Linked DNA regions of Homo sapiens: all the other regions are linked to region 1. The links are chromatin loops, found by intact Hi-C in ENCODE. Cell type or tissue: ascending aorta. All regions are shown on one strand.

The links. A loop is a pair of places that touch in the nucleus more often than their neighbours do. Peaks named below come from ENCODE experiments on the same cell type or tissue, not always from the same donor. Only the 100,000 strongest peaks of a DNase experiment are listed, where the experiment ranks them.
Region 2: it touches region 1 in a loop (5-fold over the local background); 2 of 110 quality-filtered maps call a loop at or near these places.
Region 3: a loop joins it to region 1, with 5 times the contacts of the local background. A loop is called at or near these places in 4 of 110 quality-filtered maps.

Annotation. Positions count from the first base shown.
Region 1 is chr16:2,538,941-2,541,440 of GRCh38, reverse strand. All of the region lies in intron 1 of PDPK1 (3-phosphoinositide dependent protein kinase 1), which reads right to left. Among named protein-coding and RNA genes, the nearest start is that of PDPK1, 2.2 kb to the right of the region's middle. RefSeq lists enhancers at 1,172-1,261, 2,325-2,500. In ascending aorta, a CTCF peak has its summit at 1,201 (motif pointing left); no DNase peak of the experiment used is centred here; H3K4me3 peaks cover 1,403 bases.
Region 2 is chr16:3,027,333-3,029,832 of GRCh38, reverse strand. THOC6 (THO complex subunit 6) reads right to left here. Exons shown (of 13, transcript NM_024339.5): 12 at 2,333-2,467; 13 at 2,083-2,256. The coding sequence ends at 2,176. It overlaps BICDL2 (BICD family like cargo adaptor 2), which reads left to right. Exons shown (of 10, transcript NM_001369667.1): 6 at 94-288; 7 at 404-553; 8 at 1,003-1,133; 9 at 1,365-1,485; 10 at 1,560-2,151. The coding sequence ends at 1,727. Among named protein-coding and RNA genes, the nearest start is that of THOC6, 4.5 kb to the right of the region's middle. RefSeq lists enhancers at 1-475, 2,088-2,500 and a silencer at 1,500-1,559. In ascending aorta, a CTCF peak has its summit at 1,433 (motif pointing right); a DNase peak (open chromatin) is centred at 1,442; H3K4me3 peaks cover 312 bases.
Region 3 is chr16:2,918,524-2,921,023 of GRCh38, reverse strand. The region is part of intron 2 of FLYWCH1 (FLYWCH-type zinc finger 1); the gene reads right to left. Among named protein-coding and RNA genes, the nearest start is that of FLYWCH1, 7.8 kb to the right of the region's middle. In ascending aorta, CTCF peaks have their summits at 969 and 1,169 (motif pointing right); DNase peaks (open chromatin) are centred at 1,143 and 1,383; H3K4me3 peaks cover 1,022 bases; H3K27ac peaks cover 1,596 bases.

The sequences.
Region 1 (2,500 bases):
CATCCTCTCAGAAGGGACTGGCCACGCTTGCCCCCTCATTTCTGCAGCGCTTCCCAGTTCATCACCTGCTTGCCAGACTCCGTCTCCCACCGGTGTCAATCAGCTGCCCTGGAGCATCTAAACCCTGGGTCAGGCGGCTCAGGGGATGAGTGCATAGACTGAAAAAGGAACACTCCCTGTTTCTCCCCAAAACTGTGCTGAAGGCAGTCTAGAGGGCCAAGACCTGTCAAGAAGAGCTGCCCAAGGCCTCTTTTCAGGCCCCACATCTCTGCAGGCTGCTGCTGGATCCTTCTCATAAGAACACATCTCAGAAAAGCAGAACAAACCACTTCCCTCTTACCACTGGGAGCTCACCTTGCCAGCTCTAGACTCAGCTTGGACTGGCTGTCAGGGCAACGTTGCGTACAGGAATACATCACACTATGCACCAGACCAGCCACATAAGGAGGAACTCCCCAAAAGGAGAGAGAAAATCGAAAGCCACTTCTCTCCATGCTCCCTGCTTCTCCCCTCACCTTCCCCTAAGGATGCAGCCACCTTTGCAAAAGACAGAACCACCCTAGGGAGGGCAGGAGGCCACTCTGCCTAGTCCCCCAATTCTACCTTCAGCAAAATCATTACATGTTTCTTTGTTCCAAAGGGAGGATTTCAAGCCTCACCCATTCAGAGTATCGGCCCTCAAACAAGGCCGAATCACAGCCTCTTCCCAAACAGCTGCTTTCTGACAGCAGGAGGCTGAAACAGGCCCCGGGGTCACAGAGTTCAGCCATCTGCCAAAGAAATATGTACAGTTCTTCCATATGAAGACACCCCTCCTACCTCCAGCACGGCATGGTCAAGACATTCAGGCCCAATCCCTGGGAAGACATCCTGGGCAGTGGCACTGAAGATTTCCTTACAGAGTGCTGGGCTGAGCTGCCCGGCAGACCCTCCCTCAGGGGCTCCGAACGTGAGGGGCAGGGTGACACTGGAGTCTCTACCACTTATGAGGCAGGTACCTAACGCCTCTGCAGCTCAGCTTCTGCACCCGTAAAATGGGAACAACACCTACCTCGCAATGAGGTGTGAAAGTACCTAGGGAAGCGCCTGTCTTGAGTAGTCAGATCAAGAAATGGTACTCACTGCCTCTGGCCCACTTAGCATCAGACTGGGCCAGGCCACTGTCTGCCTTCACGCTCGCACTGCTCCCCCTGTTGGCTGTCCACGCGGACACACAAGGGAAAGTTCACTGGGAAGGGGGCTTCTCACACAGGGCCTACAGGGCCACCCTAAAGTCCAGATGCAAACCCACTTGAACCCTGAAGATCTATCCATCCTCAGGTGAAAATCCAGGATCAGGGCTGCCTCTACCATTACAGACAGGAAACACGGCATGTTCTCACATACGTACACATGGGGGAATCCAGCTGACAGATGCAAAACGCTCGTTCGTGACACTTCCTCATGTGGAAATCCATCTTGCATTCTATCATTCTTGCTCACTGGATTCCAGTGTTTTTGTGCAAAAAAGCCATCTCATGCGAAGAAAACTGCAGATATGAAATGTCCATCATGTGGAACTGCCAAGGCCATGAGAAAATTTGCTCTTTCCTCTTCCCGTGGATGACACCAAATACACACCTTGCATTGGAACAGCGTTACTGGGTGCGAGTTAACCTCACAAATTTCGCCATGACTGTCACTGGGTGCAGGTTAACCTCACAAACTTCGACATAACTCTCGGCCCCAGCCTCCACTGAGCCTGGCCAATCCGCCTAATTCATGTTTTTATGTTACCCGGGCCACTCTGGTGTACAGCCACACATGTCGAAATAGCGAAAGGCATCCCTTCAACATTTTTCTCAGCTGAACCTTCTTCCTTAACACGCATCTCTACAAAGTCCACGAGTGAGCTGCAGAAAGTTCAAGAGCCTCCTGACGTAGTTACAAAATTCAGCGTCACTCTGCCTTTTTCTCAGAAGAGGGCCCATACCTTTCCTCAGGTTCTCAAACAGACTCACAACCCCCCACTCCCCGCCCCACAAAAAAAAAGATCAAGAACGCCTATCAAAAAGCCACATCTGCCGGGCGTGGTGGCTCACGCCTGTAATCCTAGCACTTTGGGAGGACGAGGCGGGCAGATCACTTGAGGTCAGGAGTTCCAGACCAGCCTGGCCAACATGGCGAAACACCTTCTCTACTAAAAATACAAAAATTAGCCGGGCATGGTGGCATACGCCTGTAATCCCAGCTACTCAGGAGGCTGTGGCAGGAGAATCGCTTGAACCCGGGAGATGGAGGTTGCAGTGAGCTGAGATCGCATCACTGCACTCCAGCCTGCGCGTCGAGAGGGAGACTCCATCAAAAAAAAAAAAAAAAAAAAGCCGCATCCTGGAAGACACGGGATCAATTAAATTTCTTGGGTTTTCCTTCATTTAAAATATTTGCCTTTTAAATCAAATGTTAAAGCCATGTAGACGTTCTTCCATCACCCACTGCACATCGCATACAAGGCATAAAT
Region 2 (2,500 bases), 490 kb before region 1:
TCCGCGGCACCCCCGTGTGGACCTGCCGCGGGATGTCGGCGTTGCGTGCGTCCCGCTGACCGCCCGCGCTTCCGTCTGCGGGACCGTCCACAGCTGGAACGCGCACGGTCAGAGGCTGGGGAGGCGCTGAGTGCGCTGCGGAGGCTGCAGCGGCGCGTCTCCGAGCTGGAGGAGGAGTCACGCCTCCAGGACGCCGACGTGTCGGCTGCCTCGTTGCAGTCAGAACTGGCCCACAGCCTCGACGACGGCGACCAGGGCCAGGGCGCCGACGCACCCGGAGACACCCCGGTGAGCTCGTGGGGCCCCAGCCCCCTTACCTGTGCCATCGAGAGGGTTGCAGGCTCCGCCTTTCCTCCTTTCCCCAATAAACTCCACACCACTAACCCATTTCTTTGGCCCACAGACCACCCGGTCCCCAAAGACCCGAAAGGCGTCCAGCCCCCAGCCTTCACCCCCGGAAGAGATCTTAGAGCCCCCCAAGAAGCGAACATCCCTCAGTCCAGCGGAGATACTGGAGGAGAAGGAGGTGGAAGTGGCCAAGCTGCAAGATGAGGTGGGGCAGAGGGCACGGTGCTGGATGCACGGCCCCTCCAGCTGTCAGTTTCTGTCTCCCATGTCCACCTCCCAGCCTTTGCCCACTAAGCTCCCTATACCTGGATCGGCTTTCATCTCAACAAACTTACTTCAAGAGCCAGCCTGTATGCCACCTCCTCCAGGAAGACTTCCTGGACAGCACCTCTGCCCTTAGTTCCACTCCCAATGCTTCTCCCTGCATCCCTCCTGCAGGGTTATACCACTCCAACTAACCCTGCTCCACCCCACCCCGCACCAGCCTGAGGGGCTCAGAGGGCTCATATCGGAGTCTCCAGCACAGGGCCACGGCTGCCTGGGGTGTCTGTCGCAGGCAGAGGAGGGGTGGGGAGAGCCAGAGTCGGGGCTGCTGGGAGAAGCAGGGAGGCCCATTGGCCCATCTGCCGCACGGCCCCCCTCCTCTGCTCACAGATCTCGCTGCAGCAGGCAGAGCTGCAGTCCCTGCGGGAAGAGCTGCAGAGGCAGAAGGAGCTGCGGGCGCAGGAAGACCCTGGGGAGGCCCTGCACAGTGCCCTCTCAGACCGGGACGAGGCCGTGAACAAGTAAGCCTCAAGCCATTGACCACCGCCCCAGCGCCCTCTGGGCCCTCCTGGGCTCCTGATTCCTCTTCTGATACGGGTTATAATGATCCCCACTCCCACCCAGGGGCCCCCTGACCTCCTTGATCTAGGTGTTTGCAGCCCTCCTCCCGCCCGGGTACAGAAGTCCCCCGCCACCCCGGCTCCCTGAGGCCCTAGCGCCCTCAAACGCGTCTTCTGCTCCTGCCCGCCTAGGGCCCTGGAGCTGTCCCTGCAGCTCAACCGCGTCTCGCTGGAGCGAGACTCCCTGTCTCGGGAGCTGCTGCGCGCCATCCGCCAGAAGGTGGCGCTCACGCAGGAGCTGGAGGCCTGGCAGGTGAGGGGCGGGGCCCGTGTGCGGGGCGGGGCAAGGGGCGGGACCGGCGCTGAGCCGACCACGGCCTCCCGCAGGACGACATGCAGGTGGTGATCGGGCAGCAGCTGCGCTCACAGCGCCAGAAGGAGCTGAGCGCCTCCGCGTCGTCGTCGACCCCGCGCCGTGCCGCGCCCCGCTTCTCGCTGCGCCTGGGCCCCGGGCCCGCCGGTGGCTTTCTCAGTAACCTCTTCCGAAGGACCTGACGGCTGGGCCCAGAGGGCTGCCCTTGCCCACTTAGGGGCTCACTTTCCTCTTCAGGCCAATGGAGCGACAGGGCCCAGATTGTCTTCCAAAAGAAGCTGATGCCCTCCCCGCCCCAGGATGCTGGGCAAGGGCTCATCGGGAGCAGGGGCTCATCCGGAGCAGGGGCCAGCTTTGTGGGGCAGGAGCTCCAGGTGGGTGGCAGGGGCAGGTGAACAGAGCTATTTTCCGAATTAATATACGTCTATCTTTTCTAGGGCAGGGATGGGGCTGGGTATTTATGTATCAAGATCGGACAGAGTAATATATAAATCACTCCACCGATTTGGCCCCCATTCATAGAAAGAAAGAGCATGGTAAAAAAGCCTGAAACTTTATTGTAAAAAAAAAAAAAAAAAGAAAATGAAAAACACTCTAAAACCCTGAGCTGGCTGGGGGTGTCGTCAGAGATCAGAAGGACAGGGAGAAGGCTCGGTAACCCAGGTTGGTGAAGACATCCACCCGGCAGCTGTTGCCTGCAGCTGTCAGGACCTGGAGGAAAGAGGGGCATGACTGGCCTGCCCACACCCCTGCCTCCCAGCCGCTCCGCGGCCCCTGCCGGACCCACCTTGCACTCAGGCGCGGCAGGCTGCTGGTTGAGGCTGAGGCTGAGCAGCCCTGGGGAGGAGCCAGGCACCTGGGCCTTCAGCTCCCCGCTCAGCTGCCACTGGTTGACGCAGCGGCCCTGGCCAGCTGACAGAATCTGCAGAGGACAGGGAAGGTGCTCAGGGGTCAG
Region 3 (2,500 bases), 380 kb before region 1:
TAAAAACACAAAAAATTAACTGGGCGTGGTGGCGGGCGCCTGTAGTCCCAGCTACTCGGAAGGCTGAGGCAGAAGAATCGCTTGAACCCGGGAGGCAGAGGTTGCAGTGAGCTGAGATCGCGCCACTGCACTCCAGCCTGGGCGACAGAGTGAGACTGTCTCAAAAAAAAAAAAAAAAAAAAAGGCCAGGCGTTGTGGCTCACGCCTGTAATCCTAGCACTTCGGGAGGCCAAGGTGGGCAGATCACCTGAGGTGGGGAGTTTGAGACCAGCCCGACCAACATGGAGAAACCCCGTCTCCACTAAAAATACAAAAATAGCCAGGCATGGTGGCATATGCCTGCAATCCCAGCTACTCGGGAGGCTGAGGCAGGAGCTCACGCTATTGCACTCCAGCCTGGGCAACAAGAGCAAAACTCCATCTCAAAAAAACAAAAACAAACAAACAAACAATGGTCAGAATGACTCAGATTCCAAGGGTCTCTTGGTGGAAAAGTGTTTTTTTTTTTTTTTAAGACAGAGTCTCACGGCCACCCAGGCTGGAGTGCAATGGCGTAATCTTAGCTCACTGCAACCTCCGCCTCCTGGGTCAAGCGATTCTCAGGCCTCAGCCTCCTGAGTAGCTGGGATTATAGGCACCTGAAACCACACATGGCTAAATTTTGTTTTGTATTTTTAGTAGAGATGGAGTTTCACCATTTTGGCCAGGCTGGTCTCGAACTCCTGGCCTCTAGTTACCTACCTGCCTCCTAAAGTGCTGGGATTACAGGTGCTCTACTAAACATCAGAAGCTTCTTGTTCTTGGGTTTGGTTTACTCATCAAAGAAGGGGTGGCATGCATTATATGTTGTGAAATTTTCTAAGTTCTAATATCATATTCTAAAAATATATAGAAACTATTTCAGAATGTTAAGACTATAATACTAAAATGACCCCTAATCCTGCCACTCAAATGCACAACTACTTCCATTGTTGAACTAATGCCTTTAAGGCGCTTGCTTTTCTGTAGCACACACTGCGTTCAATCATGTCTGCTACTGTATCCCCCTCGAGAGCAGGAAGCCCCCACCAGAGGCCACCTGGAGTCTTTCCAAAGGACCATTACATAAGGCAGGACCACCCGTCACGGGGGAAGCGCAAATTTAAATCCTCAGCAGCAATACTCCATATGGCCACAAGATGGTGGTGTTGCTCCTGAAATGTTCCTATTGCCTTGGTAAAATTACACGGGTGGCAATGTTTTCAAACAAGAATTTGGAAATTTTTCCAAGTTGGAAAAAAAATTCAAGAGGATTTCCAAAATGTTATATTTACAAAAAGTAGTACTTCGAGCTGGGCATGGTGGTGCGTATGTGTAGTCCCAGCCACTTGGGAGGTTGTGGCAGGAAAATGGCTTGAGCCCAGGAGTTTGAAGCCAATCTGGGCAACATCACATGACCCCATCTCAAGAAACAAAAAATAGGCCAGACGCGGTGGCTCACGCCTGTAATCCCAGCACTTCGGCAGGCCAAGGCAGGCGGATCACGAGGTCAAGAGATCGAAACCATCCTGGCAAACATGGTGAAACCCCGTCTCTACTAAAAATACAAAAATTAGCTGGGTGTGGTGGCGCATGCCTGTAATCCCAACTACTCGGGAGGCTGAGGCAGGAGAATCGCTTGAACCCAGGGGGCAGAGGTTGCAGTGAGCCGAGACCATACCACTGTACTCCAGCCTGGGAGACAAAGCAAGACTCCGTCTCAAAAAAAAAAAAAGAAACAAAAAATTAAAACAAATGAATAAATATACACGCATATATCAGAGAGCAGCTGGGTGTGGTGGCTCACGCCTGTAATCCCAGCACTTTGGGAGGCTGAGGTGGGTGGATCACAACGTCAGGAGATCGAGACCACCTTGGATAACATCTACTAAAACACAAAAGATTAATCAGGAGTGGTGGTGAGCACCTGTAATCCCAGCTACTTGGGAGGTGGAGGCAGAAGAATTGCTTTGGAGGTTGCAGTGAGCCGAGATCATGCCACTGCACTCCAGCCTGGGCAAAAGAGGGAGACTCTGCCTCAAAAAAGAAAAAAAAAGAAAGCAAAATCCAATTAACAAATTCAGTAAAGACTATCTTTCTAAACAAGTTTTTGTTTCCAAAAAAGACCAAAATATTACTTGGACAAGACACTACGTTCTAGCCCTCAATCCACTGGTCTTTCCTACTATTTCCTTTCTATTCTGGTCATATTTGTTATTCATTGGCGAATTTTATTTTACATGTTTATAACTTAAAAACATTTAAGGCCAGGCACGGTGGTTCACGCCTCTAATCCCAGCACTTTGGGAGGCCGAGGCAGGCGGATCACCTGAGGTCGGGAGTTTGAGACCAGCCTGACTAAAATGGAGAAACCCCGTCTCTACTGAAAATACAAAAATTAGATGGTCATGTTGGTGCATGCCTGTAATCCCAGCTATTCAGGAGGCTGAGGCAGAAGAGTCACTCGAAACCGGGAGGTGGA